Linked DNA regions of Homo sapiens: region 1 is linked to region 2. The links are chromatin loops, found by intact Hi-C in ENCODE. Cell type or tissue: endothelial cell of umbilical vein. All regions are shown on one strand. Each heading gives the region's core, and the rest is flanking DNA. Links, peaks and the distances in the headings are about the cores only. Region 1 overlaps NFYC (nuclear transcription factor Y subunit gamma). Region 2 overlaps KCNQ4 (potassium voltage-gated channel subfamily Q member 4).

Region 1 (7,282 bases), core at 1,250-6,249, 68 kb after region 2:
CCTCAAAGTGATCTACCAGCCTTGGCTTCCCAAAGTGCTGGGATTACAGGCATGAGCCACCATGCCCAGCTGATAATTAAAAGAAAAAAAAAGTACATATTCAAGCACCAAAAGCAAGAATGGGGAATTGTGTAAGACCATAAGAGGTAATTCCTGGTGGCAAGCAGGAATTGAAGGTGTATTTCTGAGGGGGGGTCCAGTGTCCAGTGGGGTGGGAGGGTGGGAAGTATAGTTGCCAACCTCAAAAATGCCAGGGACAACAGTAGGCTTTCTGCTTAAAGCTGAGTCTGGTAAAGTGCTGCCTGCCGTGAACATTAAAATCTCTGTCTGCTAGCCACCTGGTCCCTGGCTTTAAGCAGAAAGAGGATCCTTATAAGTGTGACACCTCAGTCTGTCCACAGGGGGTGTGGGCTCAGGATTTGATATCCAGGCCATGCAAAAATCCCAAACCAAGACACTGCTATAAGAGCTGATTTGAGGCTGCTGCACTTCCACATGGCTTAGGCACATACAACTGAGAAATCATCCCTTAGGATGGCCTCCACATCCCAGGGCACAATCAGGAAAATGTGCTGAAAATAATCTCAAGGATAAATTCCATAACAGATTAGAAGCACCATACCTTAAGAGACATACCTCTCATGGGAGAATTTATACATAAAGACCTAGAGCTAATGGAGCAATCTGAAAGGAAATTTAATATAGCTAAAATCATCAAAAAGATAAAGGAAGAAGTAGCATATATAAAACAAGAATAGAAAGATATCAAACAGAAACGTAGCAGAAATGAACAGAACTATCTAGAAATTTTAGAAATGAAAACTAAAGTTACTAACATTTTTTAAAAAATCAATAAATAGGTTATCAAATATATCTGAAGAGAATTAATGAATTAGAAGCTAGAACTGAGGAAATCCTTCAGACTGAAGCACAGAATAAAGAGATTAAGCAGATGAAAGAAAAGAGACATAGAAGATTGAATGAGAAAATCTAGCATATGCATTAAGGGTTTCAAAAAGAGATACTGGAAAGAGTGACTGAACTTGCCAAAAATAATCCATGAATTTCTAGATTTAAAAGGCCCACAGACTACCTAGTAAGATATCTTAGAAAACAAAACTCTATCTAGACACCTTGTAGTCAAAGTGTAGAATATCAAGAATAAATAGAAATTCTAAAAGCCACCAGAGAGAAAAGATGGCTTATCTACAAAGGTCCAATAATTGAGTTGACAGTAAACTTCTCATCAGCAACAACAGATGCCAAGAGACAATGGAATCGTATCTTCAAAGTGCTGAGGGCAAATAATTGTGAACCTAGAATTCCATACCTTGCCAAACTGTCACTTAAATGAAAGGGCAAAATTAAGACATTTGACACATACAAGATCTTAGAAAGCTGTTCCACAGACCTTCCCAGAAAGAGAGAACAGGAACTTGGGGGAGGGGCTGGGAGTTCACAGAGATGATGGGCACAGCGCAGGGCCAGGACTCTAAGGAGGGGCTGGAGTCTCAGGGATTGGAGGGAGGCCGGGCTCTGTTTCAGACTTCTCCTCAGCACCAGCCAGACACAGGAGGCCAGCCCAGCCTGGCCCAGCTCAGGTTCTTCCCTCCTGAGTGCCAGCCTTACTGTCCTTCTGTCCCCTCTTCCTAAGCCATGGCAGTGGAACAGCACCCAAGCTGGGGAAGACACCAGCAGCCTAGCACACGAGGCCTTGAGGAAGCCATGGCCAAGTTGCTCATGTGACTGGGCACTGGGCCTCCACAGGAGGGTCCACTCCTCTTAGGAGATCAGATGCCACCTCACTGAGGCCTATAGATGGCTGGAGCTGTGGGACAAAAGCTAGGTCCCTACTCAAGAGTTGGTGGGAAGGGGACTCTCATTCTCTGTAGGAAAATAATCACAAATGGAGGGGACAAAACCCATGGGGGCTGGGCCAGCTGACACAGGAGGCTTCTAGGAGCATCTGGCTCCAGGCAACCAGCTGGTGCCCTTGGGTAATATTTTAACATGTTTGAGACCCAGTTTCTTACTTATAAAATAGGGAGAATGCCTACCTAACGAGGATGTGAAGATGAAATGAGAATCCATGAGTACCAAGCTTTAGATGTATTTTCTTTTCTTTTCTTTTCTTTTCTTTTTTTTTTTGAGACAGGGTCTCATTCTGTCACCCAAGTGATCCTCCCTGGCTCAAGCAATCCTCCTGTCTCAGCCTCCCAAGTAGCTAGGATTACAGGCACGCACCACCACACCCGATTAATTTTTGTATTTTTTATAGAGATGGGGTTTCACCATGTTGCCCAGGCTGGTCTCAAACTCCTGACCTCAAGTGATCCTCCTGCCTCCATCTCCCAAAGTGCTAGGATTACTGGCATAAGCCACCATGCCTGGCCTTAGACATATTTTCCTAGACAGAAATTTCTTAAACAATAATCTCCATTGAACACCCCTGCCTGGCATATTATCAGAGCTCAATAAAAAATTGTTAATAAGAGCTGGGCACGGTGGCTCACGCCTGTAATACCAGCACTTTGGGAGGCCAAGGTGGGCGGATCACGAGGTCAAGAGATCGAGACCATTCTGGCCAACATGGTGAAACCCCGTCTCTACTAAAAATACAAAAATTAGCTGGGCGTGGTGGCGGGCGCCTGTAGTCCCAGCTACTCAGGAGGCTGAGGCAGGAGAATCACTTGAACCCGGGAGGCGGAGGTTGCAGTGAGCTGAGATCGCGCCACTGCACTCCAGCCTGGCAACAGAGCGAGATTCCATCTGAAAAAAAAACAAACAAAAATTGTTAAGAAAAAAATGTCATGGTGAGAGCAGATGAGCAGAGGTGGGAATGTGCGCAGTGTGGCTGCAAGGATGGCTTTGTGTTCATTCACTCACTCATCAGTTACTGTTACCCCCTTGGTGCCAGGCTCTGTGCTGCACTCCAGCGGTGCAGAGATGACCCTGGACTTGAGAACTCCCTGTGAGGAAGACAGCCCAAACCAGAAAACACTAACAGAGGATAGAGGGTTTCTTTAGAGGCTAACTTGGTCTTTTGTTTGTTGTCTCTCTCCCCAACCCAACCCCTGCCCTCAACCCAATCATCAATATAAGCTCCATGGTAGCAGAGAAGTCAGACTTGTTTTAAGCTGTATTCACAATGTTTAAAACAACGTCTGACACACAGAAGGTGCCAAAGAAATAGCTGCTGAATGACTGTATATGAGCTCTAATAATAGAGGTTGTAGAAGTTCACATGGGAGCACTGAAGAGGTCTTTGCTGACTCTGGCTCAGGAATTAGAAGTTTCTCGGCAAGGGCCATTTAAATTGGGCCTTGATGGATGTATAGGAGCTCAATAAGTGAAAAGGGAAGTAAAAGGGCATTTCAGGAATTGTAGCTAGCACATTCTGAAAACATGGAGCTAAGTTCAGGGATCAGTGAGTAATTGGGTGTGACAGGAGCATAGAGTACAGGAGGTGGTGAGGGAGAGGAGAGTGAAAAGAAACAAAGCTGGGGAGATAAGAAGGACCTTGAACCAACTTGGGCTGTCAGAAAGTCCTTATTAAAATCTAACCACCTACCTTGAGGCAATACTCTGGAGAGGGTAGAGTTTCCAGCTCTCACTGTTATCCTAGGGAGGACCCTCCCTTCAAAGGGTGAGGGTCTTATCAGGAAGTGGGTTAAGAAAGGGGACAGTCATACTCCCACTAGTTCCTAGAATTGTCTACAGTTGGGATGACAGTGGGACAGGGCACCTCCCAGAGACACAGGTGAGGGCTGCATGCTGCCCCCTTGTGGCCTCCGCAGACCTGAGCTGCAAGGAAGCCAGCCAGATTGTCTGCTCCAGATTCCAGGGGTCTCCAATCTCCAAGGTCATCCTTGTGGCAAGTTCCCAACCACCAGCTGTCCCCAGACCAGACCCAACTGCTTTATTTATTTCATGTATACTCAAGGCTGGGCCAGTCAGTTCAGGAAGACTGACTAAAAGGGGATAGTTCACATTTCAATAGCCTGCTTCTTTCTTACACATATACATGTCACCTTTGGCCAGAGAGCAACTGTGTATGCACAGGGGGTCAGGAGATCAGTGTTTTGGTTTCAATTCCACCCTCAATTCATGGAGTGACCTTGGGCAAGTCACTGCACTTCACTAGCCCTCCCATGACTCCATCGCTAACACAGGGATCATGATACCTCTTCCTGTCTCCCCTGCAGGGTCACTGTGAAGATCATCGGGAGGGAGGACGGATGCTGCAAGTGCTAGGAAAAATGTTTAAAGAGTGCTCCGGATGTAAGGGGATCGTGCTGGGTATTAGATAGGGGCTCTCTTGGGCTGCGCCAAAGGGTTTGTTTACACCAGGATGGGCCCTGCTGGCAGGGCAATTTAAAGGGAAAGTGTTCAGCAGGGAAGCTGCTTGCTAATCACAACTGATCAAAACATCTCTAAAACAAGAATGGAAGTCTACAGGAAAATGGGGACCCATTCATTGGCCTGAAACTCCAATCACACTTGGGTTTTCAGGAATGAACCAAAGAGCAAACAAGGTGGGACACAGGGCACCATGAAATTAAATTGTGGAGGTTCTGCCTTTTCTCTGAGCCTGGGGCCCCTCTGCATGTTCACTTTCTCCCTCTTACATTCCCTGCACACAGGGCTAGGCACACGGCTATCAGTGAAAACTTGCTATTATATGATGTCTCGCTAAGACTGAGTTCTGGACAGCTGGAAAGGCCAGAAGACCCCCTTCAGAATAAAGTCCAGAGCTAGAATGAAGGTAACTAGATATAGAAGGAGGGAATGAATTTGGGAGTTGCGAGCAGGTTGGGGCTGACCCTGACTCACTGTTATGGGGGCCAACTTACTGACTTCTCATGGTGAACTGTCACCTGCTTTACCTACCCTGGTGACACTCCATGTCATTTTGGATAGACAGCATCATGTATCCAAAACCTTAAAGCTAAAAAAACTTTGCTTTTGAAAAAAAAAAAAAAGTTATCTGTCTTTCTTTTATAATGTGAATCCTTTACCTGGTCTCATCTCTTTTTGCTCTGGTGGCCAGGAAGCTCAGGGTCAAATAATTCTAACAAATACGTAGGTCTTTATAACCATGATATCTGTGTTCTTGTTTTCTATAATCCTGATTTCCTACTCAATTGTATTTTTCCTAATTCTAATTTGTTTTACTTTATTATTTCATTGTGTTGTTTTCATTGCAATTTTTTCTTATGGACTGAGGTAAGGCATAGTGAAGTAGATGCTGAGTATTTTATAAGCTACCATCATCAAGACAATATAGGCAACAGGATGCCCCAATCTGGAGTAAAGAGCAGAGCTGGCCAGACTTGAATCTAGGCAAAGTATTTAAGCAGATCCCAGAAATCTGGGGAATCTCCTGGGAGGAAGATCAGAGGGCAGTAATCTGAAACTACTTGTTGAAAACTAACTCATGTCTTATCCCCATGGTTTACAGTGGATATTTCATAAGATAATCATAAAAGCATCAGGTTCAGACTTGAAATCATCTAATATAAGCCCTTCCCCAATTTCCACCTCACCCACTGAGACAGTCCCAAAGACAAGGGAGGTATTTGCCCATGGGTTTAGGGCAAATACCTACATTTCCTGGCACCCAGCTCACTGTTCTTCCCACAACAGCAGCTCATTCCAGCTGGAAGGATGGCATGGTGGAGGTAAGAAAGATGGCTCATCACTGGCCTCTGTGGCCAATGAAGTGGAATGCTCTCTCTATTCTCCCTGCTTCAATTAACAGGAAGTAGGTCTTGGCTGTAGAACTCTTGGCTGACAAGGGGCCTGGGTTGTTCTCTATGGCAGATGCCATGCCTTTGTTAATGGGCATGGCCACAGCAGGTAGCTGAATGATAGCCTGTGCCAGGCAGGACTGGAAGGATTTACCCCAGGCTTTGACGGAGCCAGCTTTCTCCATGAGAGATGCCCCCTTCTTGACCCTCAACCAGGCAGGACACAGCTCAGTCTGATACACGGGTCAGAATCTAGTGAGTCCAGCAGGCAAGCATCTCTGAGCAGCAAATATATTCTGATGAAGCTCACTTTTAAGACCAGCCGAGGTAGGCCAGGCACAGTGGCTCATGCCTGTAATCCCAGTACTTTGGGAGGCTGACGTGGGAGGATCACTTGAGCCCAGGAGTTCAAGACCAGCCAGGGCAATACAGTGAAACCGTGTCTCTACAAATAAAAAATAAAAAAAATTAGCTGGGCATGGTGGTACCTGACTGTAGTCCTAGCAATTCAGGAGGCTGGGGTGGGAGGATTGCTTGAGCCCAGGAGATTGATGCTGCAGTGAGCAGTGATCACACCACTGCACTCCAGCCTGGGCAACAGAGCCAGAAAAAAAAAGATCGGCTAAGGACCTCAGTTTGAATTAGGTACACAGCATTAAGTTCCCTTAGCTTTGAACATCTCCTTCTCACAAGGGTGGCCCTCTCTCCCAGACACACAAACTGAGGGCAAATGAACCTTTCCAAGCAAAGTGGCCCCATGAATGCCCCCAGACACAGAAACCCAGACTCTAAATTATCTAAAATGAGATTTATTGCATTTCATGCAGCTTGAAGTCCATGCAAAGGAGACTAGCACAGTTTTTAATGCATTTAAAAAATAAAAGGGAGGTGGGCAGCAAACACACAAAGTCCTAGTTTCCTGGGTCCCTGGGAGAAAAGAGTGTGGCAATGAATCCACCCACTCTCCACAGGGAATAAATCTGTCTCTTAAATGCAAAGAATGTTTCCATGGCCTCTGGATGCAAATACACAGAGCTCTGGGGTCAGAGCAAGGGATGGGGAGAGGACCACGAGTGAAAAAGCAGCTACACACATTCACCTAATTCCATCTGAGGGCAGAACAACGTGGCAAGTCTTGGGGGTAGCAGCTGTTCCCAGAGTCAAGAAATACCGTACACCCCTGGGGAGATTTGCTCCTAAAAAGAAGTGGCAGTAACAAACAAAAAAAAAAGAAAAACAAAAGGAGAAATATTTCTTCAACCACACTCTTCAAGAAAATGCCATAAATATGTTATTTAATATTTTAATTTCATAGCATTGGACACACACTCAACATATTGAAATATTGATTCCTTAGAGAAAAAAATGGAAAAAAAGGAAACAAAAAATATTGCATCTTTCTGCTGGAGAATCTCGGCCCCCAGGCATGGGGTGTAGTGCACCAGTGTCCTAGCCTGCAGGAGGCGCTGAGGTCGGCCGGGTCCTCTGGGGAGGAAGGCTGTGCCCATTGCCTGGGGCTGTATGGCAAAAAT
Region 2 (7,282 bases), core at 1,590-6,589:
ACTAATGCAGAAACAGAAAGCCAAATACTGCATGTTCTCACTTATAAATGGGAACTAAACATTAGTTACACATGGACATAAAGATGGCAACAATTGACACTGCAGACCACAAGAAGGGAGAGGGAGGGAGGGGATCAAGGGTTGAAAAATGACCTGTTGGGTACTGTGCTCCCTACCTGGGTGATAGGTTCTGTCGTATCCCAAACCTCAGCATCATGCACATCATGCAATATACCTTAGTAACAAACCAGCACATGTGTCCCCAAACCTAAAATAAAACTTGAAAAAAGAAAAGAAAAAGAAAACTAGGAACACAAAGAAGAAGAGGAGGAGGAGGAGGAGGAAGAGGAAGAGGAGATTATTAGGACACAGAGAGAGACCTCAGACCTGTGTACATAGAGAACAAGAGATAATCATGCAAAGATACCAGAAGAAGGCAGCCTCTACAATCATAGGAGAGAGGCCTCAGAATGAAACCAACCCTGCTGATAACTTGGTCTTGAATTTCCAGCCTCCAGAACTTTGACTGTGTGATCATGCACTTCTGTTGTTTAGACCTTCCAGTCCATGATATTTGCTATGCCATCCCACACAGACCAACACACCGTGGTAGCAGCTATCACGGTCCTGCTATACACAGAGGTGGGTGGTAGGGGAAGATGTGCCTCTCAGCTTCTCAGAGGGAAAACGAAACTGTTTTAACAATTGGAGCTGTCAAAAGTACGTGAAATATGGCCCAGTGCAGTGGCCACTGCACTCTGCACTCTCAAAAAAACAAAAGTACATGAAATAAATTATCTAAATAGAGAAATAACTGCATGGGTTTTTTTAGATCTACAAGAGTGTAAACATCGCAACGTATTCAGAGCACCCATCAAAGTGAGCTGAGCCCCTTGGTACAGCTTCTGAGCCTGGGCCTCCAGAGGCCTGATGGCTTCTGCTTTTGCCCTCTTGCCATATGAAGAAGTACAGTCTAATCTACTGGAGGATGAGAAGCTCCATAGAACAGAGATGAGCCGTCTTGCCTGCAGACCAACTCACACCAGATTGCAGACACGTGGGGAAGGCCCTCTTGGGCCATCTAGACCCTGTTGATGCCAGATGATTGCAAGCACATTAGTGACCCCAGGTGAGACCAGCAGAGCTGTTCAGCTGAGTTCACCCCAAATTGCTGACCCACAGAATCAAGAGTAAATAAAATAAAATAGTTGTTATTTTAAGCCATTAAGGTTTTTTGTTGGTGGTTTTTTGTTTGTTTGTTTGTTTGTTTTGGAGACAGAATCTTGCTCTGTTGCCCAGGCTGGAGTGCAGTGGCATGATCTTGGCTCACTGCAACCTCCACCTCCCGGGTACAAGCAATTCTCTGCCTCAGCCTCCTGAGTGACTGGGACTACAGGCGCACGCCACCATACCAGGCTAATTTTTGTAATTTTTAGGAGATGGGGGTCTCATCATGTTGGCCAGGCTGGTCTTGAACTCCTGGCCTCAAGTGATCCACCCACCTCGGCCTCCCAAAGTGCTGGGATTACAGGCATGAGCCACCACATCTGTCCTAAACCATTAAGTTTTAAAATAAGTTGTTACAAAGCAATAGATAAATGACACACCAAGCTAAAATTGTATCTGCTGTCAAGGCCGTATTTGATGACAGTTTGGGGACTCCCAGAGCCACCTGCAAACTCTCCTTGCTGAGCCAGGCAAATTTAGAAGATAAACAGTAGCTGTGCATTGGTTAATTGTGCATCTGTCTCCCCCAGGGGCTGGATGACCTCAGGGCTGTAACTTGTTCTCCCGTGTCTGTTCATCCTGTATATTGTGCTGAGGCAGGGTCTGGCATATAGCGGGTGCTCAATAGACATTTAACTCAATTAGTGAAATGTCATGGGACTTGTTCGGGTTACCAGCACCTCCTGCTCGGGTGACTGCAGCAGTCTCCTACCTGCTCTCCCCACACCCACACTTACTCCCTCAAATACATCTTCCATCCCAGGAAAAAAAAAAAATTCTAAAATGCAAATCTACCCCAGTGTGCTGCCTGAGAAAAATCTTTTATTGTCTCCCCACTGCTATCATGGCTAAGTCCTATCTCTTTGGAATGATTAATGAAATCCTGTAAACTTTGACCCCTAATTCTAAAGTCCCATCTTGCACCCCTCTCTCCGTTGCTGTCTGGGACCAGCCACGGGATTTCTTTCTGTTCCTTTCATCTACCACACTCACTGGTGCCTCTGGACCCTATCACATACTGTGCCTTTTCCTGGAACATCACCACCACTGCCACCACCCCAGTTCCCAGGCCTGGCTCCATCCTACCTGTCCTTCAGTACATTTGGTTGTCCATTTTGTCTGATTGAGAGATGACAAGAAGTATGGATCTACACTGATTTATGGGCAGTGGCTAATGGTTTGGCTGGATGGTCAGGGGTTCAGAAAGCACAGAACTGGAGGACTGGCCATAAGAAAAACTGGGAGAGACTAGTAGATGGACTTTCAGAAATGACACAGAATATGAAGATATTTGTATTCCAAGTAAAATCTCACCCAAAGTCATCCATGGCAGAGGCAGCTCTTGATAATTCGATGGACAAGATGGCACATTGGATGGATGTCAGCCAGCCTCTCTCCCTAGTCTCTCCAGCGCATTCTCCATATGTTTATGTACAATGTGGTCATGGTGGCCAGAATGGAGACTATTTACAGGTTCAACAACATGAACGTAACTCGTCAAGGCTGATCTGACTAATGCCACACTGTATGTCCAACCTGCCTCCAGCCAAGACAAATGCTAAGTACTTAGTATATCATCCCTCTGCAAGGGTCCACCTAGCCACTTGGTGCCAGGTCGATCCCACTGGACCCTTTCCATCATGAAGCAGGTATGTTTATCCTCATTGACATAGCCAGGATATAAGGTTCCAGGAATCCAAGGGAGCTGGTGAGAGTGGCTTCTCTCACTATGACACCAAATAATCCGCCGTATTAGTTTCCTGTGGTTACCATAACAAATTACTGTAAAATTGGTTGCTTAAAACAACAGAAATTTATTCTCTCACAGTTCTGGAGGCCAGAAGTTCAACATCAGTTTCACTGAGCCCAAATCAAGGTGTGTGCAGGGCTGTGCTCCCTTCAGAGCTCTAGGCAAGAATCCATTCCTGGACTTTTCCAGTTTCTTGTGGCTGCTGGCATTCCTTGGCTTGTGGCAGCATCACCCCAGTCCCTGTTTTTATGTTCATATCACCTTCTCCTCTTCTGTGTGACTTGATCTCCCTCTGCCACTCTCTTAAAAAGACATTTGTCACTGGATTTAGGCCCATCAGACAGTCTCGGATAATCTCCCCATATCATGATCCGTAATTTAATCACATCTGCAAAGGCCCCTTTTCCTTATAATGTAACATTTGCAGGTCCCAGAAATTAGAACTTGCTATATTTGAATGGCTATTATTCAGCCTACTCCACCCACTCACAAAACTTCTGCCTCTGGTCCCTGTAGCATTGAGCTCTGCTAGTTTGGAGGTCTTAGTTTTCAAGGGAAGGGAGGCAACATAGTTTTCATTACGTTGGAGGTTTAAACTTTAACCAGGCCATTGTGGGCTCCTCATGCCACTCAACCAGCAGGAAAAATAAAGAGTTAATACACTGGCTGCATGACTGATCTTCATTACCGAGCGGAAATTGGTTGCTGCCACACAACAGGGCAAGGAGGACTAAGTCTGGAACCCAAGGGATTCTCTAAGGCCTTTCTATAATAAGTACTTCCATGTATGATAGCAAAAGTCAATGAAAAGCTGTGACACCCACCCATGCAGGACCGCTGAGGATTCAGACCCTTCAGGAATGATTATCTGGGTCACTCCACCATATAAAGATCCCTGGCCAGGCACGGTGGCTCACGCCTGTAATCCCAGCACTTTGGGAGGACAAGGCAGGTGGATCACGAGATCAGGAGATCAAGACCATCCTGGCCAACATGGTGAAACCCCATCTCTACTAAAAATACAAAAATTAGCTGGGTGTGGTGGCACATGCCTGTAGTCCCAGCTACTTGGGAGGCTAAGGCAGGAGAATCGCTTGAACCCAGGAGGTGGAAGTTGCAGTGAGCTGAGATCGCACCGCTACATTCCAGCCTGGCAACCAAGCGAGACTCTGTCTCAAAAAAAAAAAAAAAAAAAGGTCCCTAAAAAGCTGAGGTGTTGGCTGAGGGCAAAGGAAACATGGAAGGGCAATGGAATAAGGAAATTATTCATACCAACCATGGCACTGTGACCAGAGATACCAGAAAGAGGTCGATTGCGGCTATGCGTACTTCCTTCCTTGCTTGGGATGTGTGTGCATGTGTGTGTGTGCACTGTACATATTATTTTTTCCTCCCTCCTCCTTTCTCCCATATTTTATATAAACATTGTATGTGATGATCAACTTTACTTTAGTGTTTAGTTGTAGGTGGAATTGTGCCTGAATTAGAGGAATACTTAACCCAAATATGGATTCAGTGACTAACCCCTGGAGATGGATGCATCTGTTGAACCGTGGGACGTTGTGTTTTTCCCATTTAGGGGGAGGGGACTAGAGTGTCTTCATTTGTATAAAGGACAGTTTCATCTTACTAGGTGGAAGCTACTGTCGTTATATGGCGGTTCAAGTATGTATGGATTGATGTTTGTGGAAACTGTGTGTCCAAAGGGGTGGCCCGTGCCCATGTTATTGTCTTTCAGTTCCAAGTGCAGCCTTCTAACTCTGTGATACTGGGGCTGGGACTCTGCAAACCACATCACTCCTTTGTTCGCTAGCTTTGACAATAAGGGGTACTAGGGGAAGACTGGAAGGCAAGAAAAGTGGAGACTTCTCTCTTCCTTTGCTTCCTATCCTTATCAGCAACAGCCAGGTTGCAACAGTTGATCCCAGACTTCGGCTTTTTTCCCATACTCCCAGACAAGCCTCATTGTGTCCCCTAAGAGGTACTAGCACCAGCCAGGGAGTACCTCCTTTTCAGATCTCTGAGCCCCAACACTACCGGGCTCCCTCTCCGCAAGCTTGTGGGTTCTGATAACCCCAACCTGTTTCCTATACTCTTGCAGCTCTGGGAGTGGTAACTGCTTTCTGCAGTTATTTTCTCTAGGCTATCTCAGAATCACCTAGAGAAAATTCTCTTTTGTTCTTTCAGCCCTCCTGCATCAGTGTAACCCATTACCTATAATAAATTCTTTTGCTGAAAAACTTAGTGTTGTTTCTGCCTTCCTGACTTGATCTTGACTGATGCAAACTATTAGGAAAGTGGTGGCCAATTTTACTGGTCACCATGAGAGGTCAGCCTGCCAGAAAGGAAGGCTTACAGGAAACAAGAGTCCTGACACGTTTAAGCATCTAGATCTCACTGTGCATGAAACCAAATCTATCCCCTGGACTTCTCAGTTCTCTGTGCCAATAAGTTTCTTTTTGTTTGTCTGTTTAAACCATACAGGGTTGGGTTTTTGTTGTATACAACAAAGAGTCCCGACCAATCCAAATCTCCTTGTCCCCACCCCCAAACCAGGAGCCTCACCTCACAGCCACTGAACAAAACCAAGAACAATCACCTCCTCTTGAAAACTTTAATGAAACCAATAAGTTAATAAGTTAACAAAGTGAGGTACTTGCATATCCGAGAACCGAGTTGATGGCGGAACCTCGATCGTGGAAGGAAGGAGGGCTTCTTCCCATGTCTCCTTGGTCATAGGGTAATCCCATTCTCCTGGCCCTCTCCACAGCTGTCTCTGAGTGGGTGGAGGGGTGGCTCTCTGGGGACAGTGCAGTGCAGGTGGGGTGAGCCAGGAGTGGCTCCATCCAGGGCATGACGGTCACATGCAGAGGGCATGTTGGGGCAGAGGCTGGGCACCATGGACTGAGTAAGATCCAGTCCAAGCCCTGGTGCTGGCGCATGCAGGTCCCCAGCACGAGATGCAGGCAGCGTGGCCTCGGCCCCTTGTTCCCACAGAGGGTTGCCATTGGTCCACTACCCCTCACCTTCCTGCCACCTGCATTGGCTTTGCAGAAGAGGAGCAAAGGGGTGGGGATAAGAAAGTGTTCCTGGAGTGAATGGGGGCTGACGCCTGGATGTGGCGCTGCCAATTGAAGTGAAGAAGTGGGGTGTGGAGGGAGGGGAGACAGTGCATGTGAAAGCCGGATGCGCGGTTGGTATAGCTATTACATGCATTCTTATTCTCTCTGGGAGTTAGAGTGACTAGGAAGGCACAGGCCTGGCTAGAAGTGGGCCTGGGGTCTCTCCAGTGGTGTCAGGCCTGGGCCCGAGTTGTGCTGTGGAGACACGGAGGCGGGCCCTTGGGGACAGGCAGAGGCAGTGGGTTAGGGCTCCTGGACCAGAGAGGAGGAGATCTTCTTGAAGAAGGGGAGCGGGTAAAGGTCTGGGTGGGGCCTGGAGAGCTCTCGGGTTACTTCAAAGCTCCTTCTCCTGCTCAGATGGAGTTGGGGGTCTTCCTCTTAGTGGTCGTCACCCTGCAAGGCCAGTCCACTGGCATCTGCTGCAGAGGCCCAGGAGCGGCTGAGTGGCTCTGCACTCATGTCTCCAAGTGTGTCACGTCATTGCATGTTTAAGTGTGAGAGGCTTTCTTCCTGTCTGGAGAAACTAAAAGGCTATGTTTGTGCGATCGTCCACGAAGCACTGTCTGGGAGTTTTGGGGAGGATACAGAAACCTGTGCTGACTATGAGTGGTGTCTGGAGGGCCAAGGAGGGGAGTGGCCACCCAGCAGGAGGAGGGAGCCCCTGGGAGCTGACACTTGCAAATGGGAAGAAAGGCCCAGGCATTGCCCTTAGGAGAGGGCAGGGGAGAAACAGGCCCCATGCTGGGAGGGGAAGGAGTGATAAGCCAAAGAATAGGGACAGGGTGGTGGCCAAGCAGCCTGAGACCAGCTACTGCTGGGGGCCCAGCTCCCAATGGGGGAGGGACAGAGAGACCCCATGGGGGTCCCCAAAGTTGCATATTTAACATGGTTTGCATATATGGTGTCCACCTGCCTTGTGGCAGGGTCCTGTGCTTTGTGGGTACCTGTGGGGGCACCTTGGCCCACCCCCAAGTGGGGCGGGGACTTGGCGGGAGGGCTTCCCTGCTGTGTCCGAAGGGTGGGCCAGAGACCTCACCTTGCATAGCTGGAAGCTGGGTCAGGGCCCAGGGCCCCAGCGCCCGCTCCCACTCCCGGGGCTGTGCCCCTGCCAGGTGGGCCACATAGGGCCTTGATGGAGTGGGCAGGGCACTGGGGGGCCCAGAGGCCGCGGGACGGCCGCTGC

The links. Hi-C counts contacts between places; a loop is a spot of excess contacts. Peaks named below come from ENCODE experiments on the same cell type or tissue, not always from the same donor. Only the 100,000 strongest peaks of a DNase experiment are listed, where the experiment ranks them.
Region 1: a loop joins it to region 2, with 6 times the contacts of the local background. A loop is called at or near these places in 85 of 110 quality-filtered maps.

What each region holds. Positions count from the first base shown.
Region 1 is chr1:40,770,865-40,778,146 of GRCh38, reverse strand. NFYC (nuclear transcription factor Y subunit gamma) reads right to left here. Exons shown (of 10, transcript NM_014223.5): 10 at 6,544-7,282. Among named protein-coding and RNA genes, the nearest start is that of KCNQ4, 9.3 kb to the left of the region's middle. In endothelial cell of umbilical vein, for the core only: a CTCF peak has its summit at 3,781 (motif pointing left); no DNase peak of the experiment used is centred there.
Region 2 is chr1:40,838,748-40,846,029 of GRCh38, reverse strand. KCNQ4 (potassium voltage-gated channel subfamily Q member 4) reads right to left here. Exons shown (of 14, transcript NM_004700.4): 14 at 5,578-7,282. Among named protein-coding and RNA genes, the nearest start is that of CITED4, 20 kb to the left of the region's middle. RefSeq lists an enhancer at 5,745-6,353. In endothelial cell of umbilical vein, for the core only: no CTCF peak of the experiment used is centred there; a DNase peak (open chromatin) is centred at 4,319; H3K27me3 peaks cover 1,707 bases.